Linked DNA regions of Mus musculus: region 2 is linked to region 1. A link is a loop called in an ENCODE intact Hi-C map of the cell type or tissue named here. Cell type or tissue: heart. All regions are shown on one strand. Links, peaks and the distances in the headings refer to the core of each region. The heading gives the core; the rest is flanking DNA.

Region 1 (16,347 bases), core at 5,047-10,046:
TGCAGCATAAAAATAGTTCAATCATTTTGTTATTTTGTTAATAAGCCCTAGTATTTATAGATAGTAGCAACTCATTAAGTAAAAGTTGGTCATTCAGCCTGCTGCCTCTCTTACTAGATTTGTATTGCTATAACAAAATAACATAGACTAAACAATACATGCATAGTAGAAATTTATTCCTCACAGTTCTGGAGGCTGGAAAGTTTAAGATCGAGGTATTTACAAAATAATATAGACTAAGAACTTTATACGTAGTAGAAATTTATTGAAGGCTGGGAAGTTTAAGATGTAGGTGTTTAGAGGTTTGGTATCTTGTAGAGGCTATCCTGTTTCCAAGAGGAGCTGTGCCCTCCACTAGGGAGGAATGCTCTCTCTTCTTTGTCTTCTTTAAGTGGGATAGTACAACAGTTAGTCAATTCCTTCAGGCCTCTTGTAGCCCCTCCCCCCATGCTTTTTGGTTGTTTTAGGACAGAGTCCTACAATATAATTCAGGCTTGTCTCCAACTGGAAATTTCATTTTTATCTTATTTTATTTTGCCCCAGTTCCCCAGTCTGGGACTACAGGACTATTCAACCTTATGTCCAGGCCTCAAGTGTTTTATCAGGGCCATGGGAGCTTTGCTCTTATGATTTAATTACTTTCCAAAGCCTCCAGTTTTTAATATGGTTGAATTGGCCATTGCAGTTCAGCACACAGAGGCTGGTAAGGTGCCCAGGCAGGCAACGGTTTGTGCCGCCAAGCCTGATGCTCAAAGTTCAATCCTCAGTATCTACACTGAAGGAGAGACCCCACTTTTGCAAGTTGTCTTCTGAGCTCATGTACACCCACAGTAACACAGTAGCACTCATTCACACACAAATAAACACAGGGAAACACAAACCCTGTCTCAAAAAAACAAAAAAAAATTTTTAAAAAAAGTTTCCACGCACACATTTTTGCTGCATTTAGGATATGGTACTTCGCTAACAGTAGAGGTGCAATTTATAAACAACAGTAAAGGAGAAGCTGCAGGGATGCGGAGATGGCTCAACTGTCAAAGGCATGGGCAGCTCATCTAGAGGACCCAGGTTCAGTTCTCAGCACTCACAACTGCAGGCAGCTCACAACTGTAGTGACCACCGTGGAGTTCTGGTTTCTTTGATGCTATAAGACTATGTTTTCATTTTAATCCCAGGCATGGGGTACAGGGCTGCTCCAGACTGCCCACAGCAGCTGACCCGTGCACTAGCAGGGCTGTGGTTTTGCCAGCTGCAGATAGTTTCTGTGGTTGTGTGACAGCTGGAATTCTGGGGACCTTTCAGAGGGTATGTACACACTAGAGCCCCCAGGGGTGGGTTGGTGGGTGGTTGTTGTGTGCAAAGAAGAAACAACAAGAAGAAATTAGGTATCCTGATGAAGAAGCTCAAATTTGCCCCAACGTGCAGGATGCCCCTTATCAGCAGGAAGTAGTCTAATGATATGTTCCTCTATTTTTTTTCTCTCTCTTCTAGTATTTGGGGATTAAGAGGGTGGAAGAACTCACAAAGTAGCTGAAGTCCGGCTACATACAACAGTCCGTAACTTCTGTTCTAGCAGATCCGACACCCTCACACAGACACACATGCAGGCAAAACACCAACGCACATAAAATAAAAATAAATAAATTAAACCATACTGAATTGTTGAAGAAACAATAACAGTCTGATGTCATTCTAAATGTATATATAGGAAACTTTTGAAAAGAGAGAAATTTCTACTATAGGATTTTTTATACTAATAGACAGGATGAGCATTTTCTCAATCTCACACAATAGAATATTCTAGATTATTTTAAAGATGTCTAAGTAAAATTTATATTAAATTTCTACATGTTATTTAGTTTTAATAGTTAAACATGATCTACTAATTGTACTATGTATTTATTAATTTATGGTCCTTTGGTTGACCTTAGCGCCTTTCGTATGCTAGGCAATATTCTCCCAGTAAACAACTCCCCAGTTCCTTAGGATCCAAGGTTAAATTTTATCCTGTTAAAACCCTACCTTTATTGCCTCTTTTATGACTACATGGCCACGCACAGAGAACAGAGGAAGGACACACAGTAGTTTCTCAGTGTGACTGCAGAGCGTGCTGGTGGAGCAGTAGAGGCAGGAGAAGAAGGAAGAGAGGCACTCCCCAAGCCTATATTAAAATAGCTAGGATGTGAAACATAATTACTATATATTCTTTAAAACATATCTATATACAAATATGCATGAATGTCTTAGTTTATTTTCCTACTACCATGACAAAATACTGTAGCAAACACAACTCAATAGAAAAAGGGCTCTTCTGGCTCACAGTTACAAGATACATTCCATCTGGTAGGGAAGTCCCAGTGGTGGGAGCTGGATAGAAGTGGTCCCATGACATCCACAGTCAAGAGCACACAGCAAAGATCAACAGACACATGCTACTGCTCGTCCAACTCTCTTTCCAGGCAACCCAGAGCTCCACCCAGGAAATGCTGTTGCCCACATTTAGGGTGGGGTTTCCCATGCCAATGAACTCAGTTAATAAAGTTCTTCACAGGGCTACCGAATCTACACAACCCCTGACGTGTGACTCCCAGGTGATTCTAGCCTGTATCAAGTCGATAATTAAAGCTAATCACCGTACATACACGTTTATATAGAACTCAAGTAAAAACTTAAGAAGGGGATGCAACCAAACTTCTCAGAGGGATTACCCACAGAATCTCTATCAGTAGTTGCTTCTGCTTCTAGCCTCTTGAACTATAAACAGGCTATGGAGGCCAAATGTGGTTCTTATTATCACAATGAAGTGTGTTATGTGTTATGGATGTGCTTGTCTAGACTATATTATAGGAACAGTGACTATTTAATCTGGCTTTGTGGTTCCCTCTAGAAGTTTGCAGATTTTCTGTAAACAACCCGTGGTGGTTAATCTTCATTGTTAGCTTGTGGTCTTTTGAATTACCTGGGAGACAGCCAGTCTTCTGGGCATACCTAAAAGGCATTTCCTGATAGGTTTCCCTGAGGTTGAGGACCCACCCAGAGTGGAGCCGTCATCATTGTATAGGCTGGGGACCCCGACTAAATGAAAAGGGATTGAGTAGAGCACCGTTCTGTTTCTTTCTGCTTCCTAACTGCAGAAGCACTGTGACCAGCCTCCTCACTGTCCTGACACCATCTCTTCCCTGCCATGCTAAGTACCACTGTGAACCGTGATACCAGTTAGAGTCTTAGGGCTTCCAGTGCTATGGCAAAACACTATGACCGAAGAAACTCGGGAAAGAATTTTCACTTACGGTTCCGCATTACAATCCATCACTGAGAAGTCATGGCTGGAGGCTGAAACTGATGCAGAGGTCACAGAAGAACACGGCTTACTCGCTTGCTCCTCCTGCTTTCTTACCCAGGACACCAGTCCAAGGTCGGCACCACTTACACTGAGCTGGGCCTTGCTATGTCAATCATTGATCAAGAAAATGTACCACAGGTTTGTCCACAGGCCTATCTGACAGGGGGCACTTTTATCAATTGAAGTTCCCTCTTCTAAAATAACCCCAGCTTCTGCCAAACTGACATAAAACTAGTCAGCTTGCACAGGCTCTTCTTTCCAGAAGTTACTTCTGTCAGGTATTTTGTCCCCAGAACAAGAAAAGTTATGAATACAGGACCAGACAGTGAGTATTGTCTCAGGCACTCAGTTCTGATTCTGTAGGAAGAAAATAATCATACACGTGTGATGCTAAATTTACAGTGTTGACTTAAGACTTCCGTACCCAGTTCTGCAATCAACCCTTACCTGGTAGATGCTGTGCAGGAGGTTTGTGTTTGTGGATCACATCTACAGCCTGCTAACTGTATGTGAAGGCGATTACTCTCAACGATGTAGATGAGCCTCATCCAATCAGCCTCAAAAGGACTGAGGATGCCCAGGAAAGAGGAAATTCTCCCTCAAGACTGTCAAAGACTCCTGAATCTACGTGCCAGCCTGCCTTATAAATTTCAAACTTGTCAGCCACCCACGACAATCGTATTAACCAACCCTTAAAGTAAATCTCCTGTTAAGTGACAGATAATGTGTGGTATACGACTGCCCGTGCTTCTCTGGAGAACCTTGACTAATACATAGACAATACATAAACTAATGGGCATGACTGCCTCATTGAAAGTATTTACAGTAACAGCTGGTGGGGGAGATTCAGCCCAACCTCCACAAACCCGAGTTGTGTCAATAATAAGAGATGGATGCTTTCACTAAACACATTTTAATTTTTTAAGATTTAACTTTTTAATTAGATGTGTATGTGTGTATCAGTATGATGGCTTGTGCAAATCAATGCAGTGCCCTCGAAGGCTTGAAAAGGGAATCGGCTGCTTTGCAGCTGGAGGTACAGGCACTTGTGAGACACTGGATGTTGGGAACTCCAAGCGCTCTTACCCTCTGAGCCAGCTCTCCAGCCCCACACCCTAGGTTTTAAGCAGTGTAAAAGGAACCTGTGCCCCATGGATTGGAAGTCATCTTGGCTAGGACAGAGTCTGGAAGAGCTGTGAGTGACTGCAGTCTCTGAAAATGAGACCTATGCTGAAGGTGCAGCGTGAGAGCAGTTTCTCAGGGTGGCAGGCTGGTTTCATTTCACGTGTTCTTATACTTTCAAGGCTACCTTTGGAGAGCAAACTTTTTGCTGCCAAAAAAAGCAGAAGTCAATTAAAGGAATGTTTTTAGATATTCATTTATTAAATTTTGCACTTTTTCAACAAAAATTGTTGAGGAAAATTAAAAATTTAGGAGACCATTAAATACAAGGGTTACAATGTTTGGCACAAAAGGAATTCTTTTTATCAAAATGTACAGCACAGGACTTTCATGTAACATTTATTACAAATAGGGACTCTTAATCTAGAAAAACGGGACCTACCTATACGTTTATTTTTATTAGTTTTTGTTTATTTGAGTCAGAGTCTCATAGTCCAGGCTGGCTTGGAACTCTGTAGCCCAGGCTGGCCTTGAACTTGTGATCCTCCTGCCTCCGTCTCCTGAGTTCGAGTGCTGGGATTACAGGTGTGCGCCACCATGCCAGGCGCTACCTATAAATTTAAATAGTAGATTGTCAAGTTAGTTGATGACCCCAGATTCACTTCTTTAGCCTAGGGATTAATAAGATTTTCATCTCAGAAGAAATTGGTATCCCAAAAAGGTTCTGTAAATACTTGTCTCAGCGTGGAGAAACCTGTTTGTCAGAAGATTAAGATAACCTATAATTGAAAATGATCAATTTGCAAAAAGCTAACATCACCCTATCTTCTCAATAGTAAAGAATGCATAGAGGAGCTCCTAAGGAGGTTATATGGTATAAAGGTGGAAAGAGCAAACAGGTAATTTGAAATCTGAACGAGAACTCTAAGTACTCAGGCAGATTAAACAACAATAACAACAGTGCTTAAACCCAAGAATCAGGGCAGGATGAACCCGGCCAGATGACAGACAAGTTCATAAGGCAGAGGGATGAAGAGAATAAAGGCCACTAAGACAGTGTCTTAGGGAAGGAAGTAAAGAAGTGGAAATTAATGAAACGGTGTTGGCAAGAGGTCAACAGAGACCCTTGAAGTCAGAAAGGAACCACAGCTGTACGGACAGATCATCAAAGGGCTAAGAGAGAGTGCTGCAAACCAAAGGGACGGTGTCTAGTTTGTTTAGAGGAATTCTGATTTCAGATGCTTGCTATCAAATCCTTTGCTCCGATTATTGTTTTGGAAACAATAGTCACTATCTTACCTAGATTATATCCATAATTCCTAGTAAAGCATAAAATGTCTTTAGCACAACAAAATTTCAATAATTATTTATTGACAATGATAAATTACTTAAAAATTCACAGCAGAGAGTAAATCAATCTCAATCTCTGCCCCCACCCTCTCTCTCTCTCTCACACACACACTCCCCTAACTGTTCTCAAAGGATAAGCACATGTCCGTGTTTTATAGCTATTACCTAGCATTAACTAAGAATTAGAATCCAGAGCCCGTGAGGTGGCTCAACACCTAAAGGAGCCTGCTGCAAAGCCTGCTGGCCCGAGTCTGAGTCCCAGGAATCCATGGCAGGAGAGAACCCATTCCCACAAGCTGCCCCCGACCTTCACACAGGCTCTAGTGGCCAGCACCCCTCCACGTATACACACACGTACACACACACACACACACACACACACACACACACACAGAGGAAGCTGGCACCACACTCACCTCTCACAGAATCCTCAGCACTGAGAGGAGACGAAACCATAACCGGCCAACACCTGCACTGTCCTTGTCAGGGGTTCTGTAGAGAAGTTCCCACTAACTACGTTTGTCTACTATAGCTCAGGAAAATGGTGCAGTCGATCCTCTTAACACAAAATAAACTGGGAAAGATGTTCAAGGGGTCTCCACAAGGTTCAGTTCCAGAAAGGCCGAATGGTGGCTTAGACACATAACGTAACTGTTAACAATTATGGAACGCTTGCTATGTTCTAAGAACTGACAGATCCCCTCATTTAATCCCTTCAACACCACCATGAAGTTTGGGGAGCATGGCGGATTAGGGTTCCCTAACCCACAGGAAGAAGCCTGGGTTAAGGAATTCTTGGCAACATTAAAGAACTGCTGAAGACAAAGGTAATCAGACAAAGTGCTGAGATATGAACCCATGAATTCTGATTCTTAAGGGTGTTACACGGCCAAACAGAATGGAACAATTATTTCTCTTAAAAGGACAAATTACATCTCCTCAAAAGTAATCTGTACTTAATTTTATCCTTTACCAGACACTTTGTCTACTACATGCCCTAAAAGGATGACACCTGGGTGTCAACTTTAACAAAATTAAAAAAAAAAACAACCCAAAACCCTTAAGTTTGTACGAAATTTATTAGTGATGAGTGAAGAAAAATGAGAGATGATTACTGACTGTATATATGTATATATACATATGTGTATATATATATATATATATATATATATATATATATATATGTAGCATTTCACTTAGTCACTTAGTGGAATTATGTAGATCCAAGTTATTCTTTGAAACAAACACCCTTAAATCAAATAGGTCACTTAAAAACCCAAGTGCCCTCCCTGTGCTTCCAAGTTTTAGTAAGAACTTACCGTTAAACAACTTGCGTTTGGTCCATCATTGAAACGCCACATAATTTGTGGCTTTTCCCATACTCTCTTGCATTTCTTAGTCCTCATTTACATCTTAGTTTAACCACATTCACCGTGGTTTCTGAAAGTTTCTTCTCGTATTCCTCAGACTACGTCACAGATTCCCTCGCTCTTTCTAAATAAGTGAATGTCTGCTGCAAAACCTGTAGCTGCGCTCTCAGAGCTTAAAAAGCCCGATTTTTTTTTTTTTTTTTTAAGATTCCGAAGTGATCGTCCAAATACCCCGTCGCTACAACTTATTTACTCCAGGGAAACTGCCAGCAGCAGGGTGTAGGAATCAATCGGAAGGCTGTAGTAGGTGGAGGGAGAGCTGTCAAATCCTACAAGGTTGGGCAGGGAGGACGCGCCGGGGAGGCTCGAGGGGAGGTGGGGGAAAGGCAGCGTCGGACTCCATTCCGTAAACAGTCCCTGCGCCACTTGCCGAGCGCAGAGAAAACAAAATCCACCCCCGCAACCAGCCGGGCGGGACCCGGAGCGGCGGGCCTGGTAGGGGCCCGCGGCGGGCGCGGGAGCCAGGCGGGCGCCGAAGCCCCTCGCACTGCGGGCGGCGACCGGCCCGCCCGGCCTCCCGCGCCGCGCCGCTCCGGGCGCCCGCACGCCCGCACGTCGCCGACCGTCTGCGGCCGCTTACCGTGGCGCCTCGCAGCTTCCCCCGAGGCGGCCCTCAACGGCTGCCGCAGTCAGAGCACCACCCCGCGGCGGGGCACGTCTAGCCCGCCCGCAGCTCCCGGCTCCCCCGCAGCGCCGCCAGCGCCGCCGCCGCCGCGGCTCTCGCGAGAAGCGGGCGAGCGAGCGCGCAGGGGGCGGGGGAGGAGGAAGGGCGGGGCTGCCAACGGCGGCGGCCACTTCTGCGGCGCATCCGGAGGGGCGGCCGCCATTGTGCTTCGTCGCCGACTTCTCTGCCGGTAGCCCGAGAGCCGAGCCGAGCCCAGCGAGGAAGGCGGCGGCGGTGTGGCTGCGGCGAGCGCGACACTCCCTGCAGCGGAGTGCTCGGTGGAAGAGGGTAAAGAGCGGCGGCGGCGGCGTGGGGGGGAGGGGAGCGCTGGAGTGCGAGCCACCCCCACCCCCACCCGGGACCCCGGGGGCAGGGCGGGCGGGCGGGCGGGCAGATGGTGCGCGTCCCTCGGGGACCCGCGACGACCTGCGGCGCCGGGCGGCCGTAGTGCGGGGTCGGCTCACCCGGGATTTCGGTCGGTTTCCCCCAGTCCCCTCGGAGTAGGTGGAGGGAGGTAGGCCTCTCGGTGGCCCCGCACCGGGAGTGGCGTGACACGGGCATGTGAGGCAGGAAGGCTGGCTCTCCTGACCCGGGGCGAGACACGGGTGTAAGGGGCCGACTCTAGACACGCAAGGTGTGAGTAGTAAAATGCACCCTCACCTTGGAGAAACTGCGTAGTGAAGAGCGCGCACGCACACACACACACACACACCCCGAAACCACTACAGTGAACACCCTCCTTCTCCACCCCCCTACAAAAGTACGTGTTGGTATATGGGGGTGGAAATCCGTGTGGGTCATAAACATGACGTCACGATCAGTGTGAAAACAGTTTAAAGAGCGGGTCCGGGTCACACGCCATTCTGTAGTTTGTGTGTGTGTGTTTTTATTGTCTTCAGTGTCCTTATTTTTTAAGTCCCACCCCCCCTCCCCCGTTTGTATCCAGAACGTAGGGGTGAGTACCGAGATACCGTCCTGATTGACAAACAATAGTACTCTCACTAAAAAAGGTAGATCCTATGTAGTCTCACAAGATAACCCGAAATGGGGTCAGTATTTCCTTTTGAGGAGCTTTTGTGTGTGTGTGTGAGTGAGAGAAGCAGCAGTTGTGCTGAGGCAGTCGCAATGGAACCAGAAACTCTGGCATCGCCATGACCATAGTTATTTTACCTCTTAAGATCTCCTAGTTGAGATGAGTCCCCTCCACCCCCGACTCCTGGGATGCCTTTTTTAAGGAGATAGTGTGTGAAGCAGTCAGCAGAGCAGGCACACTACAGGGCATAATACTTGTACTGTGGATTTTTAATGACTTCAAACAGAAGGAATTTACCACCAAGTTTTATCATCAAGCATTCTGGTCAGAACGAAACTTGGACTTTGTGAGTTGTGTCCCTATAGCTTCATGTTTTTATGGGTTGATTAGAGGGCTCTTACCTTGTGTTTCCCGCTGGCACTGAACTCATGATGTTATCCAGACCCACCTCTAAGGTAAGATACTCTTGCTTAAGCCTTCTGAGCTCCGGGATTGCTGTGCCACCAGATCAACACCACCACACACTTCTAGTTTTGCCCTAGATGTTTGGTACACCATCCACCTCCCTCCTTCACGCCCTCCTCTTTCTCTCATACCCGAAGATTTTTTTTTCATTATTTGACAGTTTCATATATGTATATAATGCAATTCAGTACCCCCCATTACCTTATTTTCAGTTACATGATGGGTCAGATTGTCTTACACAGTGTAGGGTCTCGGGCATGCTAAGCATTTGCTCTCTGAGCTATATTCAAGACCCCTCAACCCAGGTCAGGTGTCTTGAATAAGGAAGGTTGTTTTCTCATATAACTTCACAGATTTTTCTGTGTTCTACATGAAGGTTTTGGATAATCAACTTGAATGTGAGCCATCTGTAGCCTTTATGCAGTCAAATGTTATTCCATATCCATCTCTCACACACCTGTCATCTGTTATATCCACGTTTTAATATATTTTAGGAAAGTAATGGTCGAGTGGAAAATTTATCAAGTAGTGTAAGCATTGTTTGGTTACCAGGTTAGAACTTCCCTTTGCAGGAATGAGCTTGACGCAACATCTTCCAACAACTCACAGTTTAGTCATCAGACCAACGCGTAAACATGCACCTTACTGCCTTCCTTACTGTAAATACTGTACGGACAGACTGTGGGGTGGAAAGAGGGCACACGCTTGGACAACTGTAGAGTGCTTGAGCTAAACTGAGGCTTGGCTAGGACCTGCTGTGATGATGTGCTGTTTTGGGAGGTGACAGGGCTTTCCGCAGTGGAAAGGTAATGAAGGAAAGTTAGAGCTTAGCAGTGAAGACTTGGATTAATAAATTAGAAAGTTTAGTGCCCTGTGCCATGGGGTGGAGAAAGAGCTGTTGTACCCAAGTAAAACTATCTTTATCTTTGTTGACACATTCTTCTGTGTGTCTGTAAAATACCTGGCAATACTTAGAGTGTATAAGCTTGTATCAAGCTATACCTTTAAGCAACAAATTAAGTCATGAGCTGGTAGACTGTAGATCAGCAATGGGCCAAATTAGATCACAACCTAAAAAGGAACAAGTTCCTACTAAAGTTCTTAGATCACGAAAGGAGAATTCTGTTTGCGTTAATCCATTTATCTATTTTTTTGTTTTGTTTTTACAAAAATTATTAGTAAAGTTGCTGAGATTGAATCCAAAAGAACTGAGTATAAATGGTAAAATTGCTTTATAATTTGACAGTAGACTGAGATTTGATGTTTGTGATTTTTAATTTTCTACACTAACATGAACTTAATGTGGCCAAAGCTGGTTTTACCTGTTCTCAAGTATATTTCCTCTGACTACTGGTTAGACTAGATAAGTTTGAATGGCAGGTTTTAAAATCACCTCCTCCCCTGTGCCCATTTTTGCCAGCAGCTGTAGAGAGGCTCAGCTTGTAAAAGCTAGTAATCATGTATTTCTGAGTTGGCATGAAGAACTCAATTGGTTTGCAGTTGCTGAATGAAGATTGAATTGTGTCACCCAAATAGCAAATTGATTTCAAAAGGTTATCTTTGAGTGCTGTAGAACTGATAGACAAACAAGGCTGGACGTGGTGGCACACGCCTTTAGTCCCCGCACTTGGGAGGCAGTGGCAGGCGGATTTCTGAGTTCGAGGCCAGCCTGGTCTACAAAGTGAGCTCCAGGACAGCCAGGGCTATACAGAGAAACCCTGTCTCGAAAAACCAAAAAAAAAAAAAAAAAAAAGAACTGATAGACAAGATCATTTATATTTTCCAATGATGATGCTAAGTTTTCATATTCCAAAAATAGTTTTAAAATACCTTAAAATATTAGGAATACTGTAAGTATGTGATAGCTAAGTATTCAGAGAGATTTTTCTAAAAGACCCCAGAAGTTTGTGTCTTGAATTTCTTCCCTCATTTGGCCACATTTAGCTTTCCTGCCTCATAGTGGTGTTGGTTGACATTTGGATCTTGATATTCCATGTGATCTTTTATGGTATGATATTTCAGAGTACCATTTGAAGAATGAAAATGGAAGCTATAAGACCTCTTAGGACATTTTCAAATCGTACAGTATCATTTACAGTGCACATTTACACTTAAGGGGGAGAAAAGAAAAGGGAAAGTTGGCTGTGTTCTATCTAGACCGTCATCATGGCATTGCAAAGGCACATTCAGACTAAGGTAAGGGAGAAAGCCATAGCTGTAGCTTCTGGTTTGCCACAGATTTAGGTCATTTTAAGAATGTACATTCTTTAAAATGCCACCATTGCAGTTGCTTTAAAGTAATTAATACAGGAATTGGTAAGTAGATACATGTGGTTGAGTAATGATAATTTGTTTACATTGTTGATTGGTATGTGGAAGTTAATTTTTCTTTCTTTTTTGTATGTATAAGAATTTAATAGGAAATTTAAGTCACACAGCTCAGGTGATCTAAACTCTATTTTGTGAATGTGACCTCATCTTAGTCTATAAGCACAGCATGTTTTGGTAGTTACTTTGTAGATGCCAAGGCTATCAACAGCTATTTATGTTTGTGTCTGTGGGTCCTCAAGCCCCTCTGTTTGTGTAAGGAAGCCAGAGGTCAGTGTCTGGTATCGTGAGTGTCTCCACCACCTTCCACCTTGGTTTTTGAGATAAAGTCTTTACAGTTTCTAAGTGAACCTGGAACTCACTGGTCATGAGATAGATTGGTGAGCTAGCCCTTGGCATCTTCTTGTCTTAGTTTCACAGCTCAGATGTGTGTTACCATAATTTGCTTTTTTTATGTGGGTGCTGCAGATCCAAACTCAGGTCTTCTTTCTTGAGCAGAAAATGTTTTACATGTTGGGCAATTTCCCCCTCATTTATTTTTTAACACAGGAGTCTCTAACCCAGGCTGGCCTTATGCATGTGAGAAATACCTTGACTTTTTAATACACATGCCTCTTCTAGGTGCTGAGAGTATAAGCTAGGATTTTCAGACACACATTTCATGTATTTCTGCACACTAGATAAGTATTCTGCCAACTGAGCTATAGCCCTACCCCTGGCCCCACCCCCTTTGTAAGATGTATTCATTTATTTTACGTGTTTGGCCCTCTATGTGTGCACCGTGTGTGTAGGAGTCCAACGGGGTCAAAAGGCTGCATCACACCCCTTGGACCTGGAGTAAGTATGACTGAGCTGCCATGTAGGTACTGTGAACCAAACCCAGTCCTCTGGAGATATTACAGTAACTAAATTTGTAGAGGTATCTTTGCAGAGAATGAATTGTGTATAGCCCTGCGTGATTCTTAAAGTCTTTTAGTATATGATAAAGGCAAATATCAAATAATAAGAAAGCTGGGCTGAAGAGATGACTCAGCAGTTTAAGAATGCTGGCTGTTCTTCCAGAGGTCCTGAGTTCAATTCCCAGCAACCACATGGTGGCTTACAACCACTGTAAGGAAATCTGATGCCTTCTGGTGTGTCTGAAGACAGTGACAATGTTCTCATATACACCAAATAAAAAAAGAAAAAAAGCCAATATATTTTTTGAGCTATTTATGTGAAATTACTAACTCTGTTAGTATTGTTTCATAAAAACTAGTATTTGTTCAATATGTGCTGTGTCAGCTAATCTTACAATACACTTTTGAAAGCAGTATCACCATTTTGTAGGTGAAAAACTTAAGTATTCGAGATTAAATACAGACTTACACCACACAGAGATTTCAAAGCTTCCTACATTCTACCATTTTTCTACAAAATACTTGAATTTCGTGTGTGCTAAAAGTTAGGTAGTGGTCAGTTTATTTGCTGCAAAACTTGAGTGTCTTGGTTTGGAAGGAAAGTAGTAAATGAATTAAGTTTGTATTACTAAGTGCATTAGAATACAGGGAAAGGCTTAGGTGTAGGAGACAACCTCGGCTGATATGGATGGACTGGGTCTTTTTGTTGGCCTAGGATTATGGGTTATGTCTACTATGTTACTGTCTGACTTGACATACCTGAGTGAAACTGTTAGGACATTAGTAGGACACAGTGATCTGCAGAGTGATAGAGGAGGAAGCAGAATCAATCACAGCTTAGGGTCAGGCTTAGTGTGGCCTAGCGTTTCAGTCCAACTTGAGGCTGAGGTAGAAAGGAGGAGGACAGCTGCAGAGCCATTCTGGGCCAACCTACTGAGACCTGTCCCAACACAGTAGTTTGGTTGTATTTGTTTTTTTTTTGAGATTGGGTCTCACTGTACAGCTCTGGCTGGCGTAAAGCTAACTACATTGACCACTTTACCCTTGAACTCAGAAGTCATCTAGCCTCCCAAGTGCTGGTGTTAGGGCACAAGCCACTTATGCTTGACTCAAACAAATTGTTCAGGTTGTATCTCAGTGGTACAGTGCTTGCTTAACATTGTGAGGATCCAAGTTGAAACTCCCAATACTGCACAAAAGAAGAAACACAACTACTTCTGAGTTGTGCTGGTACGTCTCTGCTTTGTAAATTCACAGCTTTCCAAATTTGGGTAAGTGAAAATCCAAGTTTTACACTGACAGGCAGCTTGTGGTAGGGTTCAAACAAAATGGTTCCCATAAGCAGGTAACAGGTAACTTTTTTTCTTCACCTGTTTTCTATTACCTCTTTTTTTTTTTTTTTTAAATAATTGTGTGTGTCTGTCTGTCTATATCTAGATACCAGAGGGGAGAGGGTCAGGTTTCTTGGAACTGGAGTTAGAACATTTGTGAGCCACCTTCCATTGGTGTGAGTTTCTGAATTCCAGTCTTGAAGCAGCAAGTCCTCTTAACTGCTGGACCATCATCTCCCTGTCTCCTGCTTTTTGGTTTTTGAGAGAAGGTCTTGCCATGTTACCCATGCACTCATGATCTTCCTGCATTAACCTGAGTGCTGGGATTGTAGGTGTGCATGCTCCAGAGTTTACTGTTAAATTGGAAGAGTAGTGCTAAGGCTCACCAAGTAGAAGGTAAAGATAGTACGGGTGGAAAGCGAAGGGGGATAGTATGCGGTTGCTGGGAGTTCAACTTAGGACCTCTGGAAGAACAGTTGGTGCTCTTAACTGCTGAGCCATCTCTCCAGCCCTCTGGGAAGCTCTCTTTTAATTGCTGAGCATCTGCCTCCATTCTTTAATACCATCTTACTCCTTGTTCTCAAGTTCCTGGAATAAAAGGGAAATAAATCATTAAGACTCATTAGTTTATTAGCATTACTGAGTAATTCACGTTCCTCTCCCTCTAGTTTTTAGGTCATTTCTCTGTATAGCCCTGGCCATCCTGGAACTCACTTTGTAGACCAGGCTGGCCTTGAACTCAGAAATCCACCTGCCTCTGCCTCAACACTGTTTTGGAGCCAGATTCTCTTCCCGTATCTTGATTGGTTGCCTAGCTAGCTTGGGGGGCAGAGCACTTCTGTTTGTTAACTGAGCTTGTTTGAAAATCTTGAGTAGCTTCTAAATATTGTAGCATTGACTTCCTGTAAAGTGGGGGTTGGGCACCCACAAAGCAGTGAAACTCATTTTTAAGTACCTTTTAGCATCACAAAAAGTGCAGGGGTTATATAAGTGAATTTGTTAATGCTAAACAGATAAAAGTTTTGTTGGAATACCAGTTATTTTATCTCTGAAAGTTCTAGAACAGATTGGAAGGAGAGACTCCTAAGTACACACGCCTGAGCAGAGTACACAGTGCTTTTATAATCTGCAGAGATCTGCTCTCTGCAGTTACTATGAGAACTCTGCCTGGCTCCTCTTCTGTGCATTGAATTGCATTCTTTGTAACATTTTCTGGCTTCTGTTCTTAAACATGCTTTAATATCTTTGTGGATTTTTTCTACCTTAAGTCGTCAAAAGGTCATTTCAAATATTTCGTTGTCTTCATCTTTTTTTGGAAACCAGTGTTTCCATAACATTTTAAGGTTAGTTTTCTTTTTAAAACTTGGATTGTGTGTACATAATAGAGGGCCACCCGTGGGAGCCCGTTCTTTCCAACGTGTGGATTCTGGGGATTGAACAGTCTTCTAGTTGGCCCACATTTGGAGGGTTTTGTAATCATCTTCAGCCTTCTAAGTAGGTGTGATCTTAATTATCCTAGTTTGTATCTGTGTGCTCTATTTCTGTCAGGGTATAAATGTAATGGGTAGAGTTATAATGGTTAGCTTGTATTTGCCTAGAAACTCCTCCAGCAGTAGACTGCCACTGCTTTGTCTTCAGTGAGTGTCAGGCTAGAGGGCTGTGTGCTTTTGTCTCAGGTGTACAGTGCTGACCTCAGGGATTTTTGTTTACATTTTATTTTGTGTGTGTGGTGCAGGTGAGTGGCAGACTGCATGTGAAGGTCAGAATAGCTTGTGGGAATGGCTTCTCTTCCTTGGAATGTGTAGGTCCAGAGGTTCAAATTCAGGTTGTAGGCTTGGAGGCATGTGCTTTCTGCTGGCCCCAACCCCGATGATGTTGTTTTAAGGTCCTATACCACAGATTACACCACAGAGAGGTCTCGGGCTTTTTCAGCAGTAGACTGCTTCTGCGTTTAACTAACTGGAGCAAAATCACATTTAGGGAAGTGTTTTCCATCTTACTGGTACTCCTCCCATCTCAGGCGTGTTCTCTGTGCCCGATTGTCTTTGAGAGGTGAGGATTTCTTAGTGTTTCTTCTGGCTTCCTTCCCGTCTTCTGTCTATTCTGGGGTCTAGAGTGCAGTCAGATTTTCTGTAAGCCTCTGTCACTTGTGCCAGCTGAGCTCTGCCTTATATTGGTAGAAGGTGTTCGCTGAGTGGGTTTTATACCCTCCTCACTGTCTACAAACCTTTCTACCTTATATCAATACAGGATCTTTGCAGAAACTCAAGTTTTTTAGCCTGCCTTAACAGCTTATTTCCAACATGTGTGGAAGTTGCGTAGGGTTCTAAAAATTCTCTTAAGTGCAGGTAGGCTCTTTGTGATTAATGCTAAAGTTAAAAA
Region 2 (16,347 bases), core at 6,151-11,150, 600 kb before region 1:
GGCCTGGTCCATCCAATTCCCAGGTGAACCAATGTCAGGATGAAGGGCGAAGTTAACGTAATACACAGCTACGGAGAGGACAAAAGATGGATCCAGGTGACCTTGCTGAATTGCAGGATTATCCTGTCTCTAAGCTTGCCCCACCTTGTCCCTTACCACTTAAGCTAACAATTCTGTTACTAGTTAAGTTCTTTAGAGCTGGGTTTTCTCAGGTGGTTTTCCGAGCCTGGTCTGTCTATCAAGCAATATGGAGTCACTTTTACTAAGATGTGTGATATTAAATGTTTGCTCAATAATTGTAACACTTGTTACCATTTATTATCTACTACAGGCAAAGTAGTTAAAAATCATTCTCATTCAAAATGTTTCAGAGACTGGAAGAGGGCCTGGGCTACACAGAAGCAGTGTGTTGAAAGAAACAGGCTTACAGTAAACAGAGGTGCTTTCATCTGTAAAGTGCTCTATAGCTCCCTCACTGTAGGGAACACTTTGGAGTGAAAGGTCTTTTTTAGTCAGAGTCTCTTGCCTTAGAGGGCTTTTCCTCAGAAGCAAACAGGAGCTCCTCTTCTTGACACACTCTGAACAGTTCGGTCTTTGTCTCTAATGTCTTGCCACTCAACTCACACTCAGTCCCTACCCTGATAAATGCTTTCCCAGTAAAGACACTTACCTCCCAGAATGGCATCATTCACGTCCAGGTGCTGAAGAAAACAAGTCACCTTGCCAAAGACTCCTGGTAGGGAAGGGAGAGCTGGGCTGTGGATCAAGCTTGTCTGTGAAGCCCAGGGCTTTTGATGCAGACACTGACTCTCAACCCAAGCACTGAAGGATGCCCTGCAATAATCTCTAAGTGAGGTTTAAAGGGGATGCTGCTCCTGCTGTTGCCCTGGGAACTCATGCCAGGAGCCTTCTGCTGCCTTGTGACTATTTTGCTATGCTGAGACTATCATGTGGAGAAAATGTGAGACAGCTAGAACTGTCCAGATATAGAGTCGTCTTGTTCCCAGTTGTCTGGTTCTCCCCAGATCCCACCCCACCATGCTCTGTAGTTCCTATAACCGTGGGAAGAGCTGTCAGTGATTACAGCTTGACTGACCCCGCCAAACTCAGATTTGTGAGTAAAATACCCAATATCTCATGACAGCACCAAGTTTGGAGCAACTCACTAGCTGATTGTAACTGGGGTAGGCACAGAGTTTATACGTACTCCATCATACAACCTGTCTCCTGTCCTTGTGCAACGTAGAGTCTAGTGGAAGAGCCATCAGACATCCTACTGCTAGCTTGTAAGATCTGCCATTGGGTCATTTGGACTCTACTGTGAATAAGCTATTCTTCTCTTGGACACTGGGATGTTATATTTTAATCAGTTAATACACTAATTAATCTATGAATGGTATTTTGAGACAGGGTCTCATTGTGAAGTCCTGGATGGCCTGGAACTTGATACAAACCAGGCTAGCCTCATAAATTCTAGGATTATAGATAGGTTCCAGCCTGCCAGTTTTAGATGCTGAATTTTAATTAACAGTTGGATACAGTTTTGGTTTTTTACTTATGTATTTGCCATTCAAAATGATGATACATAGGACTTAAAAAAATTACATCCCTCTGTGTGTCTGGTTTCACTCTCAGAAAAGATTACTGGTATACATATAGTTACATAAGACAGTCATCTCCTGCATTATTTACCTACCTATGTCAAATACTTTTACAAATACATAGTAAAGTCTTACAAAGATATCCACAGCTGTCCAACGCAGATGCAGTTCTATCACTGTGGGACTCTTCTTTCTGCCGATTGGAACCACCCTTCTTTGACCTGCTTTGTACAGTCCTAGAGCAGCGATCATTGTTGTTTGTCTGTCTATAGGTCTATAGGTCTGTCCACTCCAGGTTATTTAAACAGATCCTATAGTATTTTGGATTCACCTTCCTTCCTCCCTCTTCTCTTCCCTTCCATCTTTGTCATTGTTTTTTTTTTTTGATACAAGGTATCACTAAACTGCAGAGGTTGATCTCAACTCAGCAGGAAGCCCATGTTGGTATCACAGAGTCTTCCTGCTTAGACTTCCTCATCTGGCAATGAGCCACCACACCCAGCCTGGTCAACATTTTTCTTCCATTCAGTATAATTCCCTAGAGATAAATACAAGTCATATGCAACAATATCTCATGTATGTATTAATTTCCCGGACTATTCATCCTTTAACAGGCATGAATTGTCATCCGCTATGAATAGAGCAATTATGAGCATTTTTGTGTTTAGATTTTCCTATGAAATCAAGTCTTCATTTCTCCGGGATAAACGCCCACAAGTATAATTGCTGGGTTCTACGGTAGTTACATGTTTAGTTAGTTTATTTATTTTTAAGGAACTCTGGAACTGTGTTTTCAGAGAAGTGATGTCATTGCATACTCCCAGGAGTGATACACGAGTGATCTAATTTCTATGCGTGCCATTTGATTTTGAATAATACTTTAAACACAGCTTTCCAGATTAGACCTCCCTTCATGGATTCTTTAGTCAACAAAATTTAGGCCTTTAATATCTGGGTAGATTCCCAGAGGTGGGATGGGGCACGGCAAATTGAAAAGAAGATGAAGAGGCAGAGGGCACACCATCTAATTTTAACGCTCAGTGATTGCTGTCTTATTTTGGGTCCCTGACATCTTGTTTTAACTGGTTCTTATTGTAATTGTACCAGTAATCTCTTTCCTTTCAGGTAATCTTTTCAAAGCCACTGAAAAGCTAGAAGAGCAAGAGGCAATAGATTAGCTGTGAACGCAGAAGGAGGTTTAGAAAGAGCTTGGAAATCATTGAAAGGTAACAGGGTTTTAGCTAAAGCTAAGTAGTCAAATCCATTTTCACCAAGCAGCGGTCTTCAGGGCAGATGCCTACGTAAGGGTGACTCCTTTAACACAGCCTGGTAGTTTAATATCTCCTGATAATTACAGAGTGTCCTTACTTCTTTTAGGCAAACATGACTCCTGCTACAGCCCTAGAAAAAGACATGACACACATGAGGAAGACAGAAGCAGGAGCTGGTGTATACACAGTGTCTGTCTCAATTCTGAGGTGTTAAGAGCTTTAATAGACTGCTGCATGGGCAGAAAGAACTTCGAAGAGTTCCATTGTCAGTGCCAAAATTATTTCATTCCTTATACTATTTTATATTAATGTTAATCACTAAAATGTGAATACTAGCTTCAAATGGGTTTCTAACTATACAAATCCTGTTGTATACACTTCTATTTTAGCATGCATCCTTGTCAGGGTTTGTATTCCTGCACAAAACATCATAAACATCATGACCAAGAAGCAAGTTGGGGAGGAAAGGGTTTATTCAGCTTACACTTCCATACTGCTGTTCATCACCAAAGGAAGTCAGGACTGGAACTCAAGCAGGTCAGGAAGCAGGAGCTGATGCAGAGGCCATGGAGGGATGTTACTTACTGGCTTGCTTCCCCTGGCTTGCTCAGCTTGCTTTCTTATAGAATCCAGGACTACCAGCCCAGGGATGGTACCACCCACAAAGGGCCCTCCTTCCTTGATCACTAATTGAAAAAAATGCCCCAAAGCTGGATCTCATGGAGGCATTTCCTCAACTGAAGCTCCTTTCTCTGTGATAATTCCAGCTTGTGTCAAGTTGACACACAAAACCAGCCAGGACAGAATGTGAGTTGCTACTGCCTGTACTACATACACTGTCTTTTTAGTGTCAAAAACTCTCCAGTTCTATTTAATTGATTACCTTCACCAGTAATACCAGCAGCCTTCATCCATTTCAAGACTGGGTTTTGTGACTGTCAAGGTGGGAAAAGCAAACTGATCATTAAGGTAGCATTTCTCCATGACCTCTCACACCCTCCTTTCCTGCCTTTCTTTTCTCTATCCTTTCTTCCTTTTTGAGCAAGCTCTTCCTGTCTAGCCCAGGTTTGACTTCACGTCTCAGTTCTCTTGGCTTAACCTCCAGGCGCTGGGGTGATGGTTTGTTGTGTGCCACTGTTGTTCAGTAACACAAGGCAGTTAAAGTCCCAGGCTGGCCTCAAACATGGCTGCTCTTCTGCCTTCGTCTTCCAAATGCTTGTCTTGTAAATGAAGACCACCAGGTTCAGATGCAAACCAGTTCTGCCTAACACCTGTTCTTCTAGAGCTGTAGAGGTTCAAGTTGAACCTCTACATGATCTCCCTATGATCTCCCTAGCTAGCATCTAGGCTTGCCGTTTCAGAGGACTGAAAGGATAGTCGTCGATAAGGAACAGAAAGAAGATAGTGAGGCTCTTGCAGACATTTCCAGCTAGGATTTCTTACAGGAAACATTTCCTCTACATTAATATATTATTTAAGAATTTCCAAGCCAAAGACTGGGTGTGTTTGTGCATGTCTTTAATTCCAGCAAAGACATGCAGGTCTCTGTGAGTTCCAGGACAGCCAGTGAGACCCCGTCACCAAAATAAAACAAAACAAACAAGAAAAAAGAATTTCCGGGCTAGGTGTGGTGATGCCTTTGATCCATGCACCTGGGAGACAGAGACAGGTGGCTCTTTGTAGAGGTCAGTCTGGTCTACATAGAAGGTTCAAGGCCAGCCAGGGCTATATGATAAGACCCTGTCTCAAAACAAACAAACATAAACAAACATACAATCTATATGTTGATTCGCACAAAATGAGGTACATCAGTATAGGGTGTATACTGTATTTTTTTTTTCTCTTTAGCGCTAACATGAGAGAAAAATCATATTTTTGTACATGGTTCCTGCATGCTACTGTTTTTGAGACAAGAACTACTAATCTACCCCCAGATGAGACCCCCGAGGACTTAGTTGGTGTTATTATCTACTACTGAATCACCTTTAAGTCACGATTCCTCAGAGTGCACATGAGGACATTCTGCATTGTTCTGATTATTCCGAGTATACTAGTTTCGGGTAACAAGACAGGAAAAGCACCTTGTCTATTAACTAGAAATGAGCCTTTACAGATTATTTTCCAATTTATTAATTTATAAATCTTATCTTATTTATTCTTCAAATGGACCTGTCTGGCAGGGAGTCTACATCCTTCTTATTTTGTAGACTAAGACCGCAGGCCAGATGAATGGCCCATAATCACAACACTGCAAAAGCTAGAGCAGGGACTTAGATGCTATGATTCCGACTTCAGCACCAGTTCTTACAATGCTTGGCAGAAAGGGGAAGCCATATTCCTAAGGAGGAGATGTGAACTATACCTTTAATACTAAAAATTAACAGGCTACTTTTATACTATTATAAAAAGAGGATGCACCAAACGTTAATTGGAGTGGTGCCCAACTGTGTTACCTTTTCTGAAAAAAGAGAATTCTGTTTCTGTCTTCAGATCACATCAGGGAGGTTGAGGCAGGAGGATCCGATGCTGAAGGCCAGTCTAGGTGACATAGCAGCAGCGACAATAATAGCAACACAATTAGTCACCCTGAATATTATCTTAAGCCAGACTTTTCCAGGACTTCAGCTAGTCTCAAATTCTTATTACATTTATTTATTTACTCTCAGTGAACAGCTTGTGGGAGGAGGTTCTCTCCCTCAACTCTGTGGGTCCCAGGGATCCAACGCAGGTCATTAAGTTTGGTGGCAGATATCTTTACCAGCTGAGCCATCTCTCCAACTCCATTCCCATATCTTATATGGGAACGTGAACCCCTGAATCTCTTTACCCCATTTTCCCCCTCACTGGATTTCTTGCCAGCTTAAATAATCCACTACCTACCCCATATTGGCTGAGTTCCTACAACATTGCAGGGCATGCACTACACCCGAGGGGTTTATATGTCTTGTGACTCCTTTAATTTGATAGCCTGGCTAACTGAGCCAAGCAATGGATTTCTGTTTCCCCGGACGCCTGTTTGCTATCAGCCCGTATGACCATGGTGTTAGCAAACATGTGTGACTATGGGTCACTGCACATGGAGGGACTCTATAGGAGTATTTCATTTCATTGCTTTTCCCGACTGATTTCCAACTATACCCAATTTATTTTATTATTCCCCGGTGTCTTTATATTTTTTCTTTCTCAGAATGTTAAAAAGCGGAGGGGAAAGGATCTAACCGAGGGAGAAGATTGGGCTCTGTGAATATTAAAAGACCCTCCTAAGAAGTGTGCTTAAACTTGGATTTCTTACCTTATTAAGTTTTAAAGTTTCATCTTGGCTTTTGTTCTTAGGTTTTAAAACGTAAACTTTTTACTTCTTACTGTGTGTTCTATACTACGCATACCATAATAAACACTGGCCAGGATCCTAACTTAGAACTGATTTAAAATAGAAGTCCTTAGGAATCTGACCAAGGGGGCGTACACTAACACACACTCACAAAGCACATTCTTTTCTCATGCCTTCCTCAGTCCATTGCCCTGGGCAGTAAATTGTATGGTAAAATAACCAGTTTAATACTTGCTGTTTTCTTTCGGTCTGCTGAGAAAAAAGCTACATTGTTGGCAAAGTGACAGAAACTTTAGAAATGGAACCCAGTATATCACATATATATTTAAGGAATGTGTGTACCACATAATATCTGTGCAATCGACTGTTCTCTCTCTCTCCCTCTCTCTCTCTCTCTCTCTAAACATGCAGGGAATTAGTGAGCTTTTAAAACTGGGTTTGTGGAGAGAGACCCAAGAAAAGCAAGCGGTGATTCTTGAGCTTCTGGATATACAAAGTTGGCGAACAACCAACTAGAAGCACCTTTTATTATTTTATTTTTAAGGGAAAAGCAGATTTTAAGTACAAAAAAAAAAGCATTGTTTGGACCTGTGTTCAGCTAATACCTTACATATTAAATTGCTTAGAAAAGTCTCCGGTTGTCCTTACACAACAGACCTTCATGAGCCCCCCCCCCCCCACTCAAGTTTTTTTTTCTTACTCTGTTTATGTTTGGCCTTGGCTTTTTAAACATGTATCATTTTCACCCACAGCTTAAGACACCTTTGATGTTGGTGGTACTACATACTGTATATAATAGTAGCCATTTAAAGCCAGAGATCTGATTGTGCTTAATGACATGTAGTTGGGATTATATAAATACTACAGGAAGGAGGGGAAACAGGGTCCTCCTGTGTACACACTTTAGACTGCTAGCTCTCTGCCTGTGTAGAATGGTAAGGGTCCCCAAACAGGCGGGGATGAAATTACTTCAGTGTCCTTGACTTCTGAAACTATAAAACCAAATCCTTTCAACCCAAACTAAAGATGATGCAAGAAATTAGCATACCTATTTTCTGTGCTTTTTCTACTTGTTACTTCAGGCAAGTTTGAGGGAAGAGAGAGAGAGGAAGAAGCCTAATTGCCCTCAAAGCTCAGTTTAAGCAATTTTATTAAAGTTTGGAAAGATAACTAAGGATAGTCCAAGAAGAATCTACAGATTCACGAATTTCATCCACTATCTACCCATTTAAACCACTACAAACAGGGGCTGGTGAGATGGCTCAGTGGGTAAGAGCACCCGACTGCTTGACTGCTCTTCCAAAGGTCCGGAGTTCAAATCCCAGCAACCACATGGTGCCTCACAACCATCCATAACGAGGATGACAGCTACAGTGTACTTACATATAATGAATAAATAAATCTTAAAAAAAAAAAGAAAGAAAGAAACCACTACAAACAAGCCAGGACCTGGACCTGCTTGAGTCTTTAGGAGTTTCTCTTACATCTTATAGTATTTCAGACTGGACGGCTGGGTTTTTGTCTTTTGTTTGGGTCATTGTCTTATCCATGTAGTCTGACTTTGTCATCCGTGGTTGAAAGACTGGTCAGTTTTACACACTGTTTTTCAAGAGAAGTTAATCAAACACCAACCTGGTTTTTAACAACCAGCATTGGAGGTGGAGGGGGTGTCTGTGACCTTCCTGGCTTACCAGGAGTCCTTACTTGCTTTGAATATTCATGTCATGATTTGCTTGAGTAAAGGCTGGGATATGTTCGCTGCATACTTATAAATATAGTGATAATCAGGTCTTTGACTATACGAGTGAAAAATACCCAACACATTCGAACCATCTTTTATTTATTATGGAGAGATAGATTGAGCAGCCTTTTGCTTCCTGTCACTTTTCACAGGAACTTTAAATGCAAACACCATTCTTGCAGCTATCTTTATATTGGGAAGCTCTATGTGAGGTTGAAGTTTTTATAGGGAAAGTTGTTTAAAACACAGTTGTCTTTAAAGGCAGGTTTGCCACAGCAAAGGTTAGGGGTTGGCAATAAACCCATTTATAGCAACTTCTGTATTCTTCACTCTCCTTACACGGATGGGCGGCCTGTGTGCAATTCCTGTTGGAATTTCTAGTTGATCCTTCTGCAAAGAAAGGGGGCCCAAAGGGCTTTTGGGAATAGAGAGGGCTGAGCCTTCTACATATAAATTGGCTGCCTGGATTCCTGGGAGGTTGTGGAGGACCCAGGTCTCCCAGTTCCCTAGGCCATTTTCAAACTTCTGTTCTATTGGGAATAACAAAACATTTTGGGAACTAGGGAGTTTAATTTACTGCCACCAGCCTACTTAATAATAGCATCTTTGTCTGTTCTTCCTCCAGGACTCCTCCTCCTGACAAGGAAGCTAGCCGCTGGCCAGTGTACTTAGCCCAGACAGTACTGCTAGCCACAGAGTTCGAGGAGGGAGGACTGCCCCTGACTCTGGGCAGTCACTGATCCCCGGAACAACCCCAACTTAACTTTCCAGAAAGAAAAAGGTGCAATGGGCGAGATGCACTTTCCATCTTTCTCAGCTCATTTTGGAACAAGAAAGTGTATTTGTTTGTGTTTAGTTAAGCGAGGGGAAGAAAAGCCAACAAAGCCACCCTAAGGCATCCGCGGAAACTTCAGCTTGGCTAATTGCTCCCATATGTCCTCCTCGGATGCTTTCAGAGAGCAGCGCAGACCGAAGGCCGAGCCACTTTACTGATTCTAAAACGGCTAAAAAAAGGAGGAGAGGGCTAATCACACTTCTGATCCTGTCCCACTGGGGTCCAGGCGAGGCCCCAGGGGAGCAACCTTCTCCCGGAAAGCTTAGCTTCCCGCAGAGGACATGCTGGGTGAGGAGGGGGCGAAGGCGCCGGGAGGAAAGTTGGCGTGCGGCGCCCCAGCGGGTCCCAGAGCCGGGGCAGCTCCGGTCGGGAGGGGCGCGGGAGGCACAGCCCCGGCGGGCGCGCACAGGGAAGGTGCCTTCCGGAACACGCGCAAGGGCGGGGACTCGCGCTGCCAATGAGGTCCCGGTGTGGGCCGAGCGAGGCGCGGGGACGGGCCGGAGCGCTGCCTCCGCGGTGGCAGCTGCGGGAGCCCGGCTCGGGAGCCGCAGGAGCCGCAGCCGCCAAGCGCCCAGCCCTCTGCGCCCTGAGGCTCGGCCCCCGGGGTGGGAACCGCGCCGAAAGCTGGAAACTTTCCTGGCAGGTAACTCTCGCTGCCGGGGCGCCGCTGCCGGCCCCCGGGAGTCCGCAGCGGGCGGGGAAGGAAGGGTCCCGGAGAGCAGCCTGGGAAACGAGAGCCAGGCTGGTGGGAAAGTTTCGGGACGCCCCCTCCTCCGCCGGGCCCAGCGGGAGCTTTCCCGGAATAGGCGCAGGCACGCCGGAGCTCCCGGCCTGGGGCTAGGCGCTGCCGGGGAGTCGGTGCAGGCCGTTTCCTGCGCTCCCGGAGGAACGGGTTGCAGCAGAGCCGGGCTAGGGGGACATTGGGATCACGCGGCGCTCAGGACTTTCCCAGCCGGCCCTTGCCCGCCTCTTCGGTCCCTTGGCTAGACAGGGCCTGGGCTGCGCCGGGCACCTGGGTGGGGGGAGTAGGGGGACGTGCAGGCGGGGCGCCTGGCACCGCGGGGTCTTGAGTGTCGCCGCGCGCGGGTCGCCAAGTTCCCGGGAGAACTTCAGCGGGGGTGGGGGTGGGGTGGGGAATCGTATCGCCCACCGTGAGCTGAAAGTGTGTGATTCGCTCCTGCAGGCTGCGGCTCGCAGATGCAAGCCAATTTCTTTCCCTGGTGGTGTTGGTGATAGGGTGATGATTTGGGATTAGACCTTGAGGATTTTTTTTTTTTCTCTTCCTTTTAGTAGTGCCAGCTAAATGAAGGGTCGTGTCAAGTTTGCGAGTCCCCTTGTCCTTGGGCGACGAGTAGTTACTTTGGAGGCATTATGGGGATTCAGGTTCTTCCTGGAGGACTTTTGGGTGTGTGTGTGTGTGTGGGGGGGGGCCCTTGGGTTCGGCGCGGCCGCTTTCCGGAACGGCTGGCGGGGAAGGAAGCCCTGGGCATTGTGTAGCGTGTTTTCAGTCAGCAAGATCTCTGGACTGGAGTTCCCAAAACTTACTTGACTTATTGTGTAAAGGCTCCCGGAGGAAATGCGGCCATGGCCAGGTAGAAGAAACGCGGTGCCGCGGCCGAGGGAGGAGGACGCCGAGCTGTGACAGTCTTCTTCAGGCTGCCTCGGCTCCGGCTTGGCAGCCCCAGATTCTTGTGCCTGGAGTAGTGGGACCGGTCTGAGTAATACAGCTTCCTGCAGAGTGAACTCAGGGTGGTGAGGAGAGCACCTTCATCTTGAACTTGACCCCCGGAGTAGCGTCCTGGCGGGTTAAAAGGTAAAGGCAGGCTGAGTCTTAACCTGTAAAGGAGTTCAGACGCCGCTAGCTCCTGGTTCAAGATCTTTCAGGAAAGGACTCAGGGTGGCTGAGGTCGCGAACTCTAGAAATGCCAGACTCATCAGACTACGAAGTTAGTGTGCCTGGGGAGAGCAGGAGAAACCTGGTTGGCTGGCACAGAGGGTTAGTTTTTCTTTGTGGTGAAAAAGAAGGGAGTCTTGCGTCTCTGCTTACACCAGATCCGCTACTCCCCTCCACCCACACCCCCTTCCTGGGTCATCCTTATCCTGCCAGGCTGGCACTCCAGGGATGGGGGAGGGAGGAAGAGAAGAAGCCGTTGTGGAGCTTCTCTGGGCAGCCCGGAGGTATTTCAGATCTGCTACTGGGAAGAGTTCTGGATTTTAACAGCTGCTTTTTGATTGCTGGGAATGAAAGAATTTATGAGCGCCTGAGAGAGGTGCTCATTATGGTACTGTTCTGCGTGCTTTGCTCATCTGGGCTACTTAAAGAGCTCACAGGGACTTCCTTACAATCTGCAAAGTCTGTGTCAGCTGGAATGCTTGTGGGTGTCAATCAAAAAGCATCATAAATAGATCTTGGTGCTTTTACAATGAAAAGCATGCCAAGCCAAGGAAGTTTGGCGTGTGACTGCGTTAGAGATTCCTTCGTAGACCTTTTTTTCTTACCATCCAACTTGATGTTTCCAGGCTTCTTGACTGCTGTGATTGGACAGTGAGGGAAATAGTGTGATTGGACAGTGAGGGAAATCATTGATTTTGGTGGGGGTGGGAAAGTCCAGAAATAAATTTAAGGTCACTTCCATGTTTCTGTCTTGCAATTCTCATGCCACGAACTTAACTTTTGCTGGAACGCCAAAGTATTGATTTTCTTGCTTTTTTGGTTTAACCACCAGAATGTCTAAATTATCATAATTCATGTTCATCGTGGAGCTAAAACATAACTGATTCGTAGTCAGCCCTTTTCTGCTTCTCATAACAGCCAGAAGAACATTTTGTCTCTTTAACCACATGCAATTTATTTGATGCCATAGTCGGGTTTTGATGCCTGGTGATCGAGGGCACAGTTTTAGAGACAATGGAATTACTTTGACTAAATCATCCATTTTTAGACAACTTCTTTTCTGGGTTGCTGATTAATTCTTTATCTCCCAGAGAACATTAAAAGCCCTGTCCCTGGGCTAGTAGAGCTGTAATCCATATTATAATGAGGTTTGTCTGAATAGCTGGGAGGGAGGTAGGTCTGTTTTCACCAGGCACTTCAAACTCAATAGTAAAGATCTTATTTCTGTTACGTCAAGAATTTGCTAGTTAGAAAAATGGATTTATGCTCTTGTCCAATGTATATGAGGCCTTGTTGAGGGAAGAACAAACTTTTATTTTTATTATGGGACCTTTAGTTTTAACTTGTGGGAATAAATGTATAAATAAATTTATAGACACACACACACACACACACACAGGGGAATTGTGTTAGTCTCTAGAACGGGTTTGTTCTGAACTGGGCCTTTGTTTGCTTGTGTGTGTGTGTTTGAGCCAGGGTCTCACTGTTTAGGCCAGGCTGCCCTCAATCTCATAGAGATCAGCTTGCCTCTGCTTCCCAGGGGCTGGAGTTAAAGCTCTGCACCACCAAACTGGGCTCTGAACTGTCTTTTAAATGCTTGTTTTAGGTGTAGAACTACCTCTCCCCCAGTTTACAGAAGGGTTTGGTCTATAGGGCTGTGAAGTCTTTATGGGATTTGGTGTCCTCATGATCACTCCCGAAATGGAATCACATTGCACCCTCGTGACTGCAAGAATTGGAGAGATCTAGGAATTTTGGAGCCTGGGCTGTATTGTTAGAACAGTGTAACGGCAATCGTAAAGGGCTTCACTGCATATTTTATCCCTAAACCTCTCAGTTGAGTAAACCAGGGCCCAGGAAGTTAGATCAGTTTGCCTGATGTCACCTGTGACGTTGAACTTGAGCCCAGCAGGTCCCCGGCTCCCCATTCCTTGCCCTCTATCTCTTTTAATTCATCTAAGTCACCTGTGAACTCGCTAAAGCCTGACAAACAACATGTGGCCGTTTCTCACAGTGTTTCATTTATGGTTATTTTGGTTCCAGAACCCTGGGGTTTATATCTCTGCTTTGACAGGATGGATTAAAAACAGCTCTCTAATAATGATAACTAAACATTCCCTGTAGGAGAGTTTCAGAAAGTCACATACCTCCAACTCATCATTTGTTTTCTTTCAGTTTCTTTCTTTCTTTCTTCCTTTTAATCAAGTAGGCTTCAGGGCCTAACATGATTTACAGTTCAGATGTCTATCAACTTAAACATAAGGATAAAAACACCATTTACCTCTCATCTTGGCTTCTGTCAGGCTAAGCGCGAAGCCTGTCTGAATATCCCTTTCTTGGAGTCCTGAGCCCTTCCTATCGACAAGTGCATAGATCAATTTCGAGCCGCTTCCCATGCTATGTAGGTCTCCTTTTATGCTCCTGGTTAAGTGGTGAAGAGGTAGTTGGCTGCAGTGATACATTTCCACTGTTTGCTGTGTTCCCATCTGCCAGTTTAGGAGTACTAAGTGTAGCTGGGCCCTTAGTCTGGAAGCTAGGTTTTATTTGTCTTCTTGGTAGTGCTGATGACCAAATCTAGGTTTTCGGACATGTTAAACACATGTTGTAACACTGAACTACACCCCTGGTCTGTGAACTTTTAACAGGTTCAAAAATGAAATCATATTCTAGGATAGCAACTTCTTCTTTACAGCTTTCATTTCACTTCTCGTCTGATCTGCACGCATGCGTTCGTGAACGTGGGTGCATGTGCTACTGTGCGTGGAGGTCAGAGGACAGCTTCTGGAGTTCTTTCTTTCTACTGTGGGACCCTGGACTCGAACTCAGGTTGTCAATCTTGCACAGCAAGCCTCTGAACCAAGGAGACAGCTCTTTTATGCTGAGGAACTTGTCTGTGTAAGGCATTTATTTATCTGTTGGTTTTGCCAGAAAGTCTTACTATGTAGCCTAGTCTGGCTTCAAGCTTGCAATCTCCCTGCCCCAGCCTGCAGTGTGCTGAGGTTACAAGTATGGGGTTCAAGTATGAGGCTTCAGACACAGCTCTTAAAACTTACTCTTGGAGAGGGGTGGCTTTGCAAAGTAATAAGAAACGGTGTTTCAACTCAGAAGAAGTTAGTATCTGTTGACTGGCCAGTCTGAAATTGTTGCCCTTTCCTTGAGAAGTGAAAGCAGAAGAGGACACTGGGAAACATCATTTCCTAGTAGTGTTGGAAGGCTGTCACTATCCAAAAGGGACAGAAACAGAAAGTGGGATGAACAGATTTCCTTGAAGAGTGCTCTTAGAAGCCTTATCGTGCCGTTAGAGAAAGGAGTTCTGGTTTTGTTTGCCTCTGTTGCTGGTCAGCTGTCTTTGTAGAGTGAGTGTTGTCTCTTAGGGCTTCTGTGAGTGTGGGTGATGGAGGAGAATGTTCCAGAGAGAATTATCCCATAGACAGAAGTGTCAAGGGCAAGACAAATGTTACAGAGACAGGACACAGACCATGGATTTCAGCATGGATTTTTGCCATTAGCATGAGAGAATTTATTAGTTCTAAAGTCTCCCAGCTAATGCTCATTGTAGACAGATGTGAACCCAGAATGTTCAGCCATTTAACATAGAACCACGGTGACTCAGCACTTTCTTGCCTTACCCAGCATACTTAGGGTCACACACCTGTGGTGGATTGGCTTGTTGCCCCTGAGGGGTGGAGGAGAGTGGAAGAAACTGTCAACCGTGGGTGGCCTTTTTGCACAAAGGATGTACTGTAGCAAAGTGGTACATTATGCCACATACAGTTTTAACACATGAAAGACATCATGCAAATGAAGATGCATATATTACATTTGTGCAGTTTAGAGTCAGTATATGCTCATGTGACACACTTTGTCTTGTGTCCCATGTCAGACATGCCTTCCCTGTGTTTATTCTTTGGCTCTGTTTTAATGACTGGTTACCAAATCCATTGCATATGTGTTACCATTACCAAATGATTGATTTTTGGCCTTTGACATCTTTGGACAGACAGATATCAGAGGCCTTTGATTCAGATGGGCACACATATTATTAAGTCACTGTGGCCTTACACAACTTCTGGCTCCTTGTAGCTCCAAAACCTCCATCATCAAGAAGCTGCCTCTTGGCTGTTAGCACCAACCTGAGAGAAATGTGGAAAGAACCCAGATTGGCCAAAGAAGAGTTCCAGGTGACGGACCCCATTAAACCCACAAGATGGGTCTGTGGGCCACAGTGTCCCACAGAGGAGGCTATTGTGGATGGAAGAGACAGGGAGTAAGAAAACACAAAGAGCTGGCCAGCATAGCAAAGATCTCTAGGAGTGGTATTGGCTGGCCTTAAAAGCATACCTAATGGCATAGGGTGTGAACATTCCTAATGTCTTCATGCCATATATATATGCTCCTGTAGTCTGGGAAGCCTAGACGTAGCCACATTCTACAGGGATTTAGTCACTGTGTGTATAGCCATTTGTGTAAGGGGTGGGGTATTGAATTACATCTAAAAATTTGGAGCTGGTCATGACTCCCATGTAGTCTGTTAGGATCCTCTCTTACTGCCAGACTTTGCTCTAAATTACTCGAGATTCACAACATCAATTATTAATGTTTATTGAGTACTTGCTGATGTGGAACTAGATGTGTGAATTTTAAATTATCCATGGAAATAAAAGAAGAGTAGCTCTTCTCTCATTGACCTAAACAAGCAACGACAGTTATACACAGAGCCACCTCCTGGGTCCTGGCTTCCCTTGCTTTTTGTGACATAGACCAACCACAGTTTATTTCATTGGAATGAAACTGGCCTCATTTGGATGGCACCGCCGTACAAAGCTCAAAACATTACTTCCTACCCTTCCTACCACGATTCTGGCATTTATTTATTTGTTTATTTGAGTTGGGGGGTGGTCATGGGGAAGGGGAGGTTTTCTCTGTGTAGCCCTGGCTGTCCAGGAACTTGCTCTGTAGACCAGGCTGGCCTGGAACTCACAGAGATCCGACTGCCTCTACCTCCCAAGTGCTGGGATTAAGACCTGTGCCATCACCACCCAGCCACAAATCTGCTTTCGATTACTTTTCAGTGGACCACATATTCATGGGTTAGCTGGGAATGTCCCAGAGAGAGAATCTTGAGTCAAGATAATTTCAGTATAGCCGCACCTGCTGTCAGTGGCTGGTTAACGAGCAGGTTTGTGGTATGGATCGTGACTTGTATATCTGCAGCATTCCATGAGGTTAGGAGGGGTCTAACACACTACAGAGATTGAAGGTACCCCAAACCACAGTGACTTCTTCTTGGCTGCTGAATTAGCCAGCCCTAGAGCTACCATGACTTGTGTCGTCTCTGAGGAAAGTAATATTTATGAGTGTATGAGACAGTGATCACCAAAGCAGAACGTGCCAGATTATTCGGGGTGGGAGAGAAGGAAAGCCCGAAGAGCTTTATTAACATTTACGTATGGGTAGACACTGGGTATGTATCCGCCCAGCACCTGTCACTTGCGTTGTGTGAGGAGCATTTTATAACCTAGCAGAGTGGACTCTGGTACCCAACTTGCCCTTTTTGCTTTGGATCAGTGCTTCTCAACCTTCCTAAATGCTACGACCCTTTAATGCAACTCCTCGTGCTGTCGTGATCCCAGCCATAACATTATTTCATTGCTACTTCATAACAGTCACCCTG

Evidence for each region. A loop is a pair of places that touch in the nucleus more often than their neighbours do. Peaks named below come from ENCODE experiments on the same cell type or tissue, not always from the same donor. Only the 100,000 strongest peaks of a DNase experiment are listed, where the experiment ranks them.
Region 2: a loop joins it to region 1, with 2.0 times the contacts of the local background. A loop is called at or near these places in 1 of 42 quality-filtered maps.

The regions. Positions count from the first base shown.
Region 1 is chr2:60,201,888-60,218,234 of GRCm38, forward strand. It overlaps Marchf7 (membrane associated ring-CH-type finger 7), which reads left to right and starts at 8,049. Exons shown (of 10, transcript NM_020575.2): 1 at 8,049-8,197. It also overlaps a transcript of Baz2b not described here. In heart, for the core only: a CTCF peak has its summit at 7,898; a DNase peak (open chromatin) is centred at 7,984; H3K4me3 peaks cover 3,711 bases; H3K27ac peaks cover 2,127 bases.
Region 2 is chr2:59,602,775-59,619,121 of GRCm38, forward strand. Tanc1 (tetratricopeptide repeat, ankyrin repeat and coiled-coil containing 1) reads left to right here and starts at 9,268. Exons shown (of 27, transcript NM_198294.3): 1 at 9,268-9,422. In heart, for the core only: no CTCF peak of the experiment used is centred there; DNase peaks (open chromatin) are centred at 9,227, 9,677, 10,347 and 10,857; H3K4me3 peaks cover 2,874 bases; H3K27ac peaks cover 3,601 bases.